Linked DNA regions of Mus musculus: region 2 is linked to region 1. A link is a loop called in an ENCODE intact Hi-C map of the cell type or tissue named here. Cell type or tissue: gastrocnemius. All regions are shown on one strand.

The links. Hi-C counts contacts between places; a loop is a spot of excess contacts. Peaks named below come from ENCODE experiments on the same cell type or tissue, not always from the same donor. Only the 100,000 strongest peaks of a DNase experiment are listed, where the experiment ranks them.
Region 2: it touches region 1 in a loop (6-fold over the local background); 25 of 42 quality-filtered maps call a loop at or near these places.

What each region holds. Positions count from the first base shown.
Region 1 is chr6:85,151,177-85,156,176 of GRCm38, reverse strand. It overlaps the pseudogene Spr-ps1. Among named protein-coding and RNA genes, the nearest start is that of Gm33200, 12 kb to the left of the region's middle. In gastrocnemius, CTCF peaks have their summits at 721 and 2,048 (motif pointing left); DNase peaks (open chromatin) are centred at 812, 1,119 and 2,014; H3K4me3 peaks cover 842 bases; H3K27ac peaks cover 599 bases.
Region 2 is chr6:85,395,290-85,400,289 of GRCm38, reverse strand. No RefSeq gene overlaps it. Among named protein-coding and RNA genes, the nearest start is that of 4933423K11Rik, 23 kb to the right of the region's middle. In gastrocnemius, a CTCF peak has its summit at 2,901 (motif pointing right); DNase peaks (open chromatin) are centred at 389 and 2,908.

The DNA.
Region 1 (5,000 bases):
AAACAAAACAGATAGATCACCATGAGAACTACAGCTCAATAATTTTTTCTCCGGCAAAGAGTTCCATAATGGCTTCCAGGAGGCCTCCCCATTTTGAGGTCAATCTCCTCACTCTGTGGCACTTGTCACACAGATCCTATTGGAGGTGGTGTGGCAGAAAGGTACCAGCTAAGTCTAGGGACAGCACTGTCAGGAGCACCCACCTACCTGGAGCATAGCTCAGCACCCGCACACTCAGTTCCTCAGCAGCCAGGACCTGGTAGAGCATGTCTCGGGCAGCCTTCCCCGCACAGTACAGACCCCAGCCCTTGTAGGGCTGCAGGGCACACAGAGATGAGATGTTAACCACAGTCTTGCTCAGGCCAGGGCTATCCCGGAAGGCATTCAAGGTGCCGGAGGTCAAACAGAACATGGAGGTCAGGTTCAGAGCCCAGTAGTTGTTCACCTCAGCTAGGTCATTCACGTTGAGGAAGCCTTTGGAAACATCCCCAAGAGTGGCTGAAAAACAAAAACAAAAACAAACAACAACAACAAAAAAAAAACAGGACCAAAGAAATGGCACAACTGGGGCGCTCTTCTTCCTCAGCCTTCCTCAGTTCCTCCCCATAGGCGTTTGCTATCCCTCTGCCCCAGCTCTGCAGACACCCCTAATGCAAGCTAAGACTACTCCTGAATGCTCTTTAGTAAAGCAGAGAGATTTGTTCAAAAAGTCTTGACTCACACACCCGCCAGGAGGCACTGTCACTCATCAGTGACACTGGTACACCCTCTTGGACTTTGGACTTTTGCGAACTTGCCCTCCTCTTACCCAAAAGGCGATGAGGTGAGAGCTCGCAGCCGGGGTCTGGACCGGAGTCTCACCTGCGTTGTTGATGAGCAGCAGGCGCTGCAGCCCCTCGGGCCTCGGGAGCTCAGCATCGCGCTCAGAGGCAACCGCTGCATGCCGGCCTCGGTGCCCGCAGCTGCCAGAGTGGTGTGTGGAGCGGGTGCAGGCCCGGCTGCTGCGAGCCCAGCTCCTCCTTCAGTTGCCACAGCACGAACTCACAGCGTGCGTTTAGGAGCATCACCGAACCCGGTAACTGCAACCGGGCTAGCTGCGGGGCCAGGGCGGGACAAAAGCCCCAGGAGGCCCCGGTCAGCACGCACACAGCGCTTCCCAGCCTGCCACACTCTTTGTCTGGAGCTCAACTTCATGGGCTGCTACCTAACCAGCGTGGGGCGGAGCCTATCCTTGGCTTTGGACAGTGGAAGTTCAGGCCAGCATCCACTCGTGTTTGGGTGAAAAAAGTGACGAATAGCCAGGGAGCCATGGCTCAGCAGGAAATCCCAGTCCCCTTCCTAGTGCTTCTAAGTTCCCCTTGAACGCCACTCCCATAAGTTCAGCCCCTTTCTCAATTTCCACCCTGTTCCAGGATCAGCTTCCCCCTCCAGGGTTGGTTTGTCTTTATCCATACAGGACATACCAGTTAGAGACCAGTGACAGTCTTGGATGAAGTCCTTGCCTGCGTAGAGCTTGTGGTCCCTTTGCACTCTGATTAACAGAAGCCTTCTCTGGAAAAGCACAGCAGCTTCCCCAGGAGGTGCTAGGCAGACAGAACCAGAAAATGAAGAGCACACACAGGGGAAGAGAAAGGCTGAGAATCACAACAATCTCACGAACAAGACTCATCACTGTCAGTGAAAACGCTTGGTTCCTTGGGACCTGTGTACTTATCCTTCAACCTGTGTCATGCACTCTAGAAACAACTTCATAATCTCAAATGGGAAAGAAAAATATCCCAGCTCTCTGGAGATGTCTGAGGAGGACAGGAGAGAAAGACATAGAGATTGCTTTGATCCATTTTTAGTCTGAGGTGAGCTAGAGTCCATCGGAATTACAGGCAAGCAGGCTAGCGGCTAGCTCCTCTTTGTTTCAGAAAGTTCAAGTGGTAGGACTAGGCAGTTCTTAGCTAGGGCGGACTGGGAAGCCAACCATCAGAGGGCACCCCTCTCAAGTTCCAATCTTTTGGCTCTGCAGTAGTTATAAACTGATGTTATCCTGCCCCCTTCTGGCCGCTCTGTAGCAACACCCTGTCCTTCCTTTTTTCTATGCACGCCATAATAAAGGAACAAAATACCATTCATACTTGGGCTGCCCAGGGAAAGGTCCCTGGAAGAAGTCGCATAGACACCTTGCTGTTCCTGGTCCTCGGGTCCTCAATGAGAGTTGGCTGGGCTGCAAGTCAAGAGTGGGAGAGATTTAGAAGCACAAGAAGGCTGGCATAATGACCTTTTCTGTGCTTACAGTGCCTGCTTCCCATGTGAGATCTGAGTTTATTCCCCAGAGTGCAGAGAAGACTCAGCACTTGAAGATGGAGACATATACACTTCCCTTTTTTCATGTTTTTTTTTTGAGACAGTGTTTCTATATTGAGCTCTGACTATCCTGTAACTCACTCTGTAGACCAGGCTGGCCCAGAACTCACTAAGACCCATCCCCTCCTCTTCCTCCTGGTTAAAGGCGTGTGCCAGGTGCATTTCAAGTTCAATGGCCTTTCGGATGCCTGTGTCTAAAAGTCCAGGTGTTCAGCATCTGTGAATTGACATTTGTACATGTGTAGATGTGAACAATGCACATATAAAGTTGAGCACACATGTGCATGTGCACAAGGACACACATGGACAAGAACACAAGTTAAATATATCATGTGAGAGTGCACATGCATGCATACTAAATATACTGATGAAGAAGTCCACAGTCGACTTAAGCCCCAGGTGGCCCTTTGCAAGGCCTGACCTCCTTTCTGCAGGAGCATCCTGGTGGGTAAGACTTAGAAGACTCAGGCAGGGTGATAATGCTGAGAACTCCAGGAAGTTCTTCCATGGATGCTGGATGGTTTGGGGTCTTACACGCGTTCTCGCGACCGGCCAGGAAGAACGCAACAAACCGGAATCTTCTGCGGCAAAGCTTTATTGCTTACATCTTCAGGAGCCAGAGAGCAAGAGAGCAAGAGCTCTATTGCTTACATCTTTAGGAGCCAGAGCGCAAGAGCGCAAGAGTGCAAGAGTGCAAGAGAGCAAGAGCCAGAGCAAGAGAGAGAATGGCGAAACCCCATCCCTTTTTAAGGAGAATTATCCTCCGCCTAGGACGTGTCACTCCCTGATTGGCTGCAGCCCATCGGCCGAGTTGTCATCACGGGGAGGGCAGAGCACATGGGGTGGAGAACTACCCTTGGCACATGCGCAGATTATTTGTTTACCACTTAGAACACAGGATGTCAGCGCCATCTTGCAACGGCGAATGTGAGGGCGGCTTCCCACATTGGGGGAGTCTCATTACTACTGAGTAGTTTCCAATTGGTGGCCTGGCAATGAGATCCCAGCTTTGTCAGCCCTGTGGGTCACCTGGATGTCTCACTTCCATGCAGCATGGGACCAGGCACCTCCGAGAAGCCAAGGCAGATGGCCCTGCACTGAGGAGAAAGGAAGGCCGCCTGGATCAGTTCTTCTAATGTTAACCTTCTGCACCCCTTAATCATGGTAATGTCTTCTATAATGGAAATAAAATCCCATTGTTTAAATGGCGTTTTTTTTGTTATGTTGTGTTTTCTTTATTTAGATTTTTAAATTTTTATTGTTTTTTTTTGTGAACTTCATTCACATCATCTACCCCAATCCCACTCATCTCCCCTTCCCCTTGTACCTGTCCTCCACTCTTGCATCCTTTCCCAGCAATACAGAAAAAACATCTCTTGGGAGCTGTAGTGCATCAGTGTGCCCATAATATTCTTTTTTGTCCACACTTCTTTGCTTGTAAATGTTCATTGCAATGACTTGTTCGTCCAGTATGGAGCCTCTGACTTGTGCTACTCAATAATGGAACGTCACTGGAACTCTTCTTGGATATGCTGGTCTTTCCCTGAGTCATGGAAATCCTGTAGTATTGGGTCTGTAGAACCAGCCTCTTAGTGCACTCCAGCAGTTCACTGATAGGATAGATGGGGTGAACCAACTGAAAGCCTGCATCTGGGCCTGAGAGGCTCAGAGACAGTCAGCCTCCTGGCTCTCATGCATCCATGCCCATGTGGCCAGTTCACCCTCAACCCCCACAACCAGTGCCAGCTCTACCCTGCTGCCCAGGTGAGGTGCAGGGACTGCCCCTGAGTGCTGCAGCCAGTTAGGGACATGGCCAGTTCTCCCACTCAGAATCCTGTGACCAGCTTTCTTGTCTGCCACAGATGGTGACGGAGGGGCAGAGTGTGTGTCTCTGCCTCTTACTTACCAGTGCCCAGCAGACAAGCAGCAGGTGGGAGGGTTGGGAGAGGCAGAGACAGTTCTCCCTCTCTCATGAGCCCAGAGCTCTCTTGCCTGCTTTAGGTGGCTAGGGACTAGGGTGGTAGTCACTGCTGCATAACAGACGAGAGGCAGGGCTAGCTCTCCCATGTGCACATCCTCAGGGCCAGCTCCCCTGTAGCCCTGCCATCAGGGTCAGCTCTACTGTGCTGCCCGGGTGAGGGGCAGGGCCAGCTCTCCTGCTCTCATGACCTCTTGGAGCCAACTCTCCTCCTGCCTCCATGGTGAGGGCAAATACAAGGGAAGGGGTCTCTCCCTTGCCGTGCCAAGGCACAGCAGACAAGAGGCAGCCACACTCATGCCCTCTGGGCCATCTCACCCACAATTCCCACATCTCAGTCCATCTCTGCTGTGCTAGCCAGGTGAGGTGCAGGGATTGCTCTTCCAAGTCCTGCAGTCAGCAAAGGACAGGGCCAGCTCTCCTGCTCCCATGACCCCAGGGCCAGGTCTCTTACCTGCTGCAGATGGTGTGGGCTAAGTATGGAAGACATACCTCTCTCTCTTTCACACTACCACAAGGACACTAATGGTAGGGCCAGCTCTATCATGGGGTCAGCATCCTAGGAGATAGCTATCCCCAAACTCCTGCACTGTTTGGGCCCCTGAGTACTGTGGCTGCCTCTGGGCTGGGTCTGCTCTCTTGCTCTCAGGCCTGTGGTGCCAGCCCT
Region 2 (5,000 bases), 240 kb before region 1:
CTCATCCTCTTCATCTCAGCTACCTGACTGAAGAGGCATTCCTGAGAGCTTCTTACCTCCTGCTACAAGGCTGGCTGCAGCTCCCTAGCCACAGCCTCCCACCTCTAGAGGCCACAGTTTGTTTGTTTCAGAGGCCTCTCTGGCCAGCCTAGCCTGGTCCTGCCTGCAGAAACATCTGGGCAGAATCCTCCAGGGTCTCCTCCTCAGCTGGAGAATGTGGGGTGGGGGAGGAGCCAGGGTGAGTGACAGCTTTCACGGACACCTCACTCTTCTCGACATGTTTACTCACAGGCTGTCTGAGAAGTGAGAATCCTCCCTAATGGGTGTTTCACCCAATTAAATAATTAACTCAGAGTGTTGCTAAGCATTCTGGGCTCAGGCTCCCCTTCCTGGAGGGGCCCTCCTGCCAGGCGGAGGCTGCTGCCAGCTCAGGGCCTGGCCTAGGCCAGGAGGAGACGCTGCTGGGAGGAGCTGGGAGGTTTCCCAGCTCTTGGGAGTTCAGTGGGCAAAGGAAGGATAGTGGGGGCATTCGATAAGGGAGCAGAGAGCCACCAAGAGGTGATGGAACCTTCTAGAGCTTTTCCATTGGCTTCTGTTTTACCATCCCCCACCTTCATCTTTCCCATACCCCACTACAGGGAAAGGAAAAGGAACTTCTTTCTACATGTGGTGTAGGAGCAGGGGCACTCTCCCTGCCAGGCAAATCAGACAAGGAGTCTATAGGGATAAGCTCAATGATGTGGATCATTCATACTGTGGAATATCACTCAGCCCTCAAAAAGAACGGATTGCTGACCATGGGTGGCACAGGGCTATAGCCCCAGTAGAAGGGGAAATGGAAGCAGGAGACTTAGGAGCTCAAACTTTTCCTTGGCTAAATATGAAGTTCGAAGTCCGCCTGAGCTACATGAGACCCTGCTTCAAAAAAAAAACAAAACAAAAACAAAAACAAAAAACAAAAAAACAAAAAAACAAAAAACAAAAAACAAAAAACAAAACAAAGAAAGAATAAGACCATTTATGTGTGGACAAGAAAAGCATCCCTAAGAGACTGTAAAGTGGAGGAGGAAAAAAGGCTGGGCTGCAGAGATGCCTGGCAGGTAAAGTACCTGCTGCCCTGTGACCCGAGTTCAATCCCTGGAACCTTTATGACGGGAGGAGAGACTTGGCTCCTGGAAGCTGTTGTCTGGCTTACACACACACACACACACACACACACACACACACACACACTGTGGCAGGCATGAATTCATGCATATACACAGATACATTAACGTCATGAAAAAAATTAAAAACACACAAAACTAACCTTTAAAAACAGCAGTGAAGAATTCCTGAAAAGACAGAATGGAAGATGGCAACTTAGAGCCATGGAGAGGTGTCTCTGAATAAACACTAGGTGGCCCTGCAAGGACCCGGATTCAGTTCCCAGAACCCACAGGACAACTCACAACCCTAAGTCCAGTTCCAGGGGATCTGACAACCTCTTTTGGCTTCCAGGGGCACTGCATGCACACAGCACACATAATAAATATAAGCAAAACCAATTGTGCACATAAAATAAACAAATAAATAGATCCTTAGCTTGGGGGAGTTAAGGTTTTTGAATCTGCATTTTTCAATATTTATTTCAACTCAAAATAAGTTCCCATTATACACATGTACACTGCAGCCAAGCATCCAACGGCCCACAAAAGGATGTTTTCATCCAGTACAGACAGACCAGGGCCCTGGCATTTTGTTTTTGTTTTTTCCTGTTTCTGAGACAGGGTTTCGTGTACCCCAGACTGGCCCATCTCTAGCTCCTGAATTCTGGGATTACAGGTATGAGTCACCATGGACATTTCTATCACTTCTTTCTTTAAACAAACTTTTTATTTCTTTACTTTTTTTTATGTGTTTGAGTGCTTTGCCTGAATGTATGTCTGTGACCCACATGCATGCCTGGTGGAAGCCAGAAGAGGATGTCAGGTCCCCTGGAACTGGACTTGTGGATGGTTGTGAATGGCCATGTGGGTGCTGGGGTCCCCTACAAGAGCTGTAATAGGTACACTTAACCCATGAGTTATGTCTTCAGTCCTCAGTCGCTCTCATTTCTAATTTTCCCCTTAAAACACATTTTTCCTGGCATGACTAACATCTGTGATTCCAGCTGTTGGGAAGTAAAGACAGGAGAGGAGAAGTCCAAGATCAGCCTTGGCTATACAATCACATGGTATTAACTGGCAGAACCCACGACAGCTTTTCTCAGCCTGGCACTTGAGACCCCAAGGTGGGGGTAAAACAGCCCTTTCACAGGGCTCTCCTAAGACCACTGGAAAGCACAGATATTTAGATTGTGATTCATAACCGTAGCAAAATTACTGCTATGAAGTAGCAACAAGAACAATTTTATGGTTGAGGGTCACCACAATATAGTGAATTGTATTAAAGTGTCTCAGTGTTAGGAAGGTTGAGAATTGCTGATTTAGCGTCACTTAGAGGATGGGCTTCTGGGTATGCTGGGGGTTGGTGGGGGGGGGTCTTGATTGCATTAATCAATGTGGGATGCTCCATCTTAATGATGGGAAGGACCATTTCCTGGGCAGGGGCTCCTCTCCTCTCCTCTCCTCTCCTCTCCTCTCCTCTCCTCTCCTCTCCTCTCCTCTCCTCTCCTCTCCTCTCCTCTCCTCTCCTCTCCTCTTCTCTCTCTCGACAGGGTTTCTCTGTGTAGCCCTGGCTGTCCTGGAACTCACTCTGTAGACCAGGCTGGCCTTGAACTCAGAAATCCACCTGCCTCTGCCTCCCAAGTGCTGGGATTAAAGGCATGTGCTACCACTACCTGGCAGATTGTAATCTTATAAATAGATCCAATTGTTTCTGTCCAAGTCCCCAAAGAAGCAGGGAGCTGTCCTTCAGGACTCAACCACTGGGTGGCAGCCTCGATACACTTGCCCCTATTACAGGTTCAGCTCAGATGACAGGGTGGATGGGAGGTGAGGAGGTGGGGGTAGGTGGGTGATGATGGAGAGGGGTGGGGTGGGTGGGAGGGGTGATGATGATAAGTGTGACTTAAGATAGGGTATGGCTTGGAAGCCCAGACTGGCTCAGCCTCCCCTAGTCTGGGATTACAGTTTACAAGTATCTCATGATGCCCTGGGAAGTTTATCTTTTAAACCATTTAGGAACCAAAATTTAACCTACTGCTGACCTCTCCACTCTACAAGTCCAATTGGCTCTTGAAATGAGACGCTTTATTGTATCCAAATAGAATGGGGATGGGGATTGAGGTAAAAAGAACTCAGTAATTCCGAGAGGGTCTGGATCTCTCCCACTGGTGTAGAGGAATGATATGGAAGCAGAGGGTACCTAGTTTCAAAACTCATATCTTCAGCAACTATGTGGCCTTAGGCAAGTTCCTTAACCACTCAGTGTCTGATTCCTCAATTACAAACGAACTTAGGTAATAATGATAGCTCTTTCCCTTGAGGAAATGTTTTAAAAAGAAAAACAAAGGGCTGGTGAGATGGCTCAGCAGGTAAGAGCACCCAACTGCTCTTCCGAAGGTCCTGAGTTCAAATCCCAGCAACCACATGGTGGCTCACAACCATCTGTAAGGAGATCTGACTCCCTCTTCTGGAGTGTCTGAGGACAGCTACAGTGTACTTACATAGAATAAATAAATAAATATTAAAAAAATAAAAAGAAAAACAAAACAAAACTGAGGTGAATCCAGAGCTAAGCCCAGCAGACAGACAGCACTTGGAGCGGTTCCTACCCTGCTCTCTGTTCTGGACGTGCAGAGGAGTGTGGGACAGGTCCGTTAACCGCAGAGTAAGTGAAGCTGGGTTCCATTCCCACGCTCCCTGGGGCACGCAACTGGCTGGTGCTGGACCTGAGAAAGTGGCAGGTGGCTTTCGATGGGGATGATAAACCATGCCTGGTGAGGCACCCACTGCCCTGGTATCCCAACTGCTGCCCCCAGACCTGCCCCCTCAACCCTAGCCAGGCTTTTCATCCCTGACCTCTGAACCAGACCTATCCTCTCTGTGACTCTGGGCCTCACCAAGTACGCTGTGTGCTGTGTGCTGTGCGCTGTGCGCTGTGCGCTGTGCGCTGTGCGCTGTGCGCTGTGTGCTCTTCGCCTCCTCCAGGCTCCATCCTAACTGCCACACCTGCACCAAAGCTACCCCCCTCCTCCTGGAAGTCCTCAGCTTCTGTCAGATCTGACTGAAGGCCTTCTCTGTGCACTGGCTCCTGGAAGTCCTTGGCTAATAAGGGTCTCTGCCACACATCTGCACCTCGGGCACATTAAGACAATGATGGTATCTACTTGGATACCTGACTGAAAACTGCCCCCTAAACATTTACAGTACAGCTTTATAAGGGCCTCAAGATAGAAACACAATGGTGGAAAGCTGACTCTGTCTTTGTTTAAATATGAACCCTGCATGTCTTAATTTTTTTGTGTGTTTGTTTTGTTTTTCGTGATAGAGTTTCTCTGTATAGCCCTGGCTGTCCTAGAACTCACTTTGTAGACCAGGCTGGCCTTGAACTCAGAAATCCGCCTGCCTCTGCCTCCTGAGTGCTGGGATTAAAGGTGTGTGCCACCACACCCATCTGCATGTCTTAATTTCAACAAAAATTACCAAGGCTAGAGAGCTGGCTCCTCTAGAGGACCAGGGTTCAATTCCCAGTAGCCCCATGATAGCTTACAACCCTCTGTAACTCCAGTCCCAGGGGATCTGGTGCCCTCTTCTGGCTTCTTCAAAGCACTGCACACACATGGTGAGAATACATTCAGGCAAACACTCATACACAAATCTTACCACAACAAAAAGCCAGGCATGATGGTACAGGGAAAGATAGTGCACAGGGAGGTTCCTCCGTCCTGTATTCTTGCTGAGGGCACTTCAGCTTTAACTAGAATTGGATCTCCTTGATGGAGAATCCCATGAAAAAATCACCCAACTCTATTTTAGGATCTGAGGCCAAGATGTCATAATTCGTTTTTCTTTTTC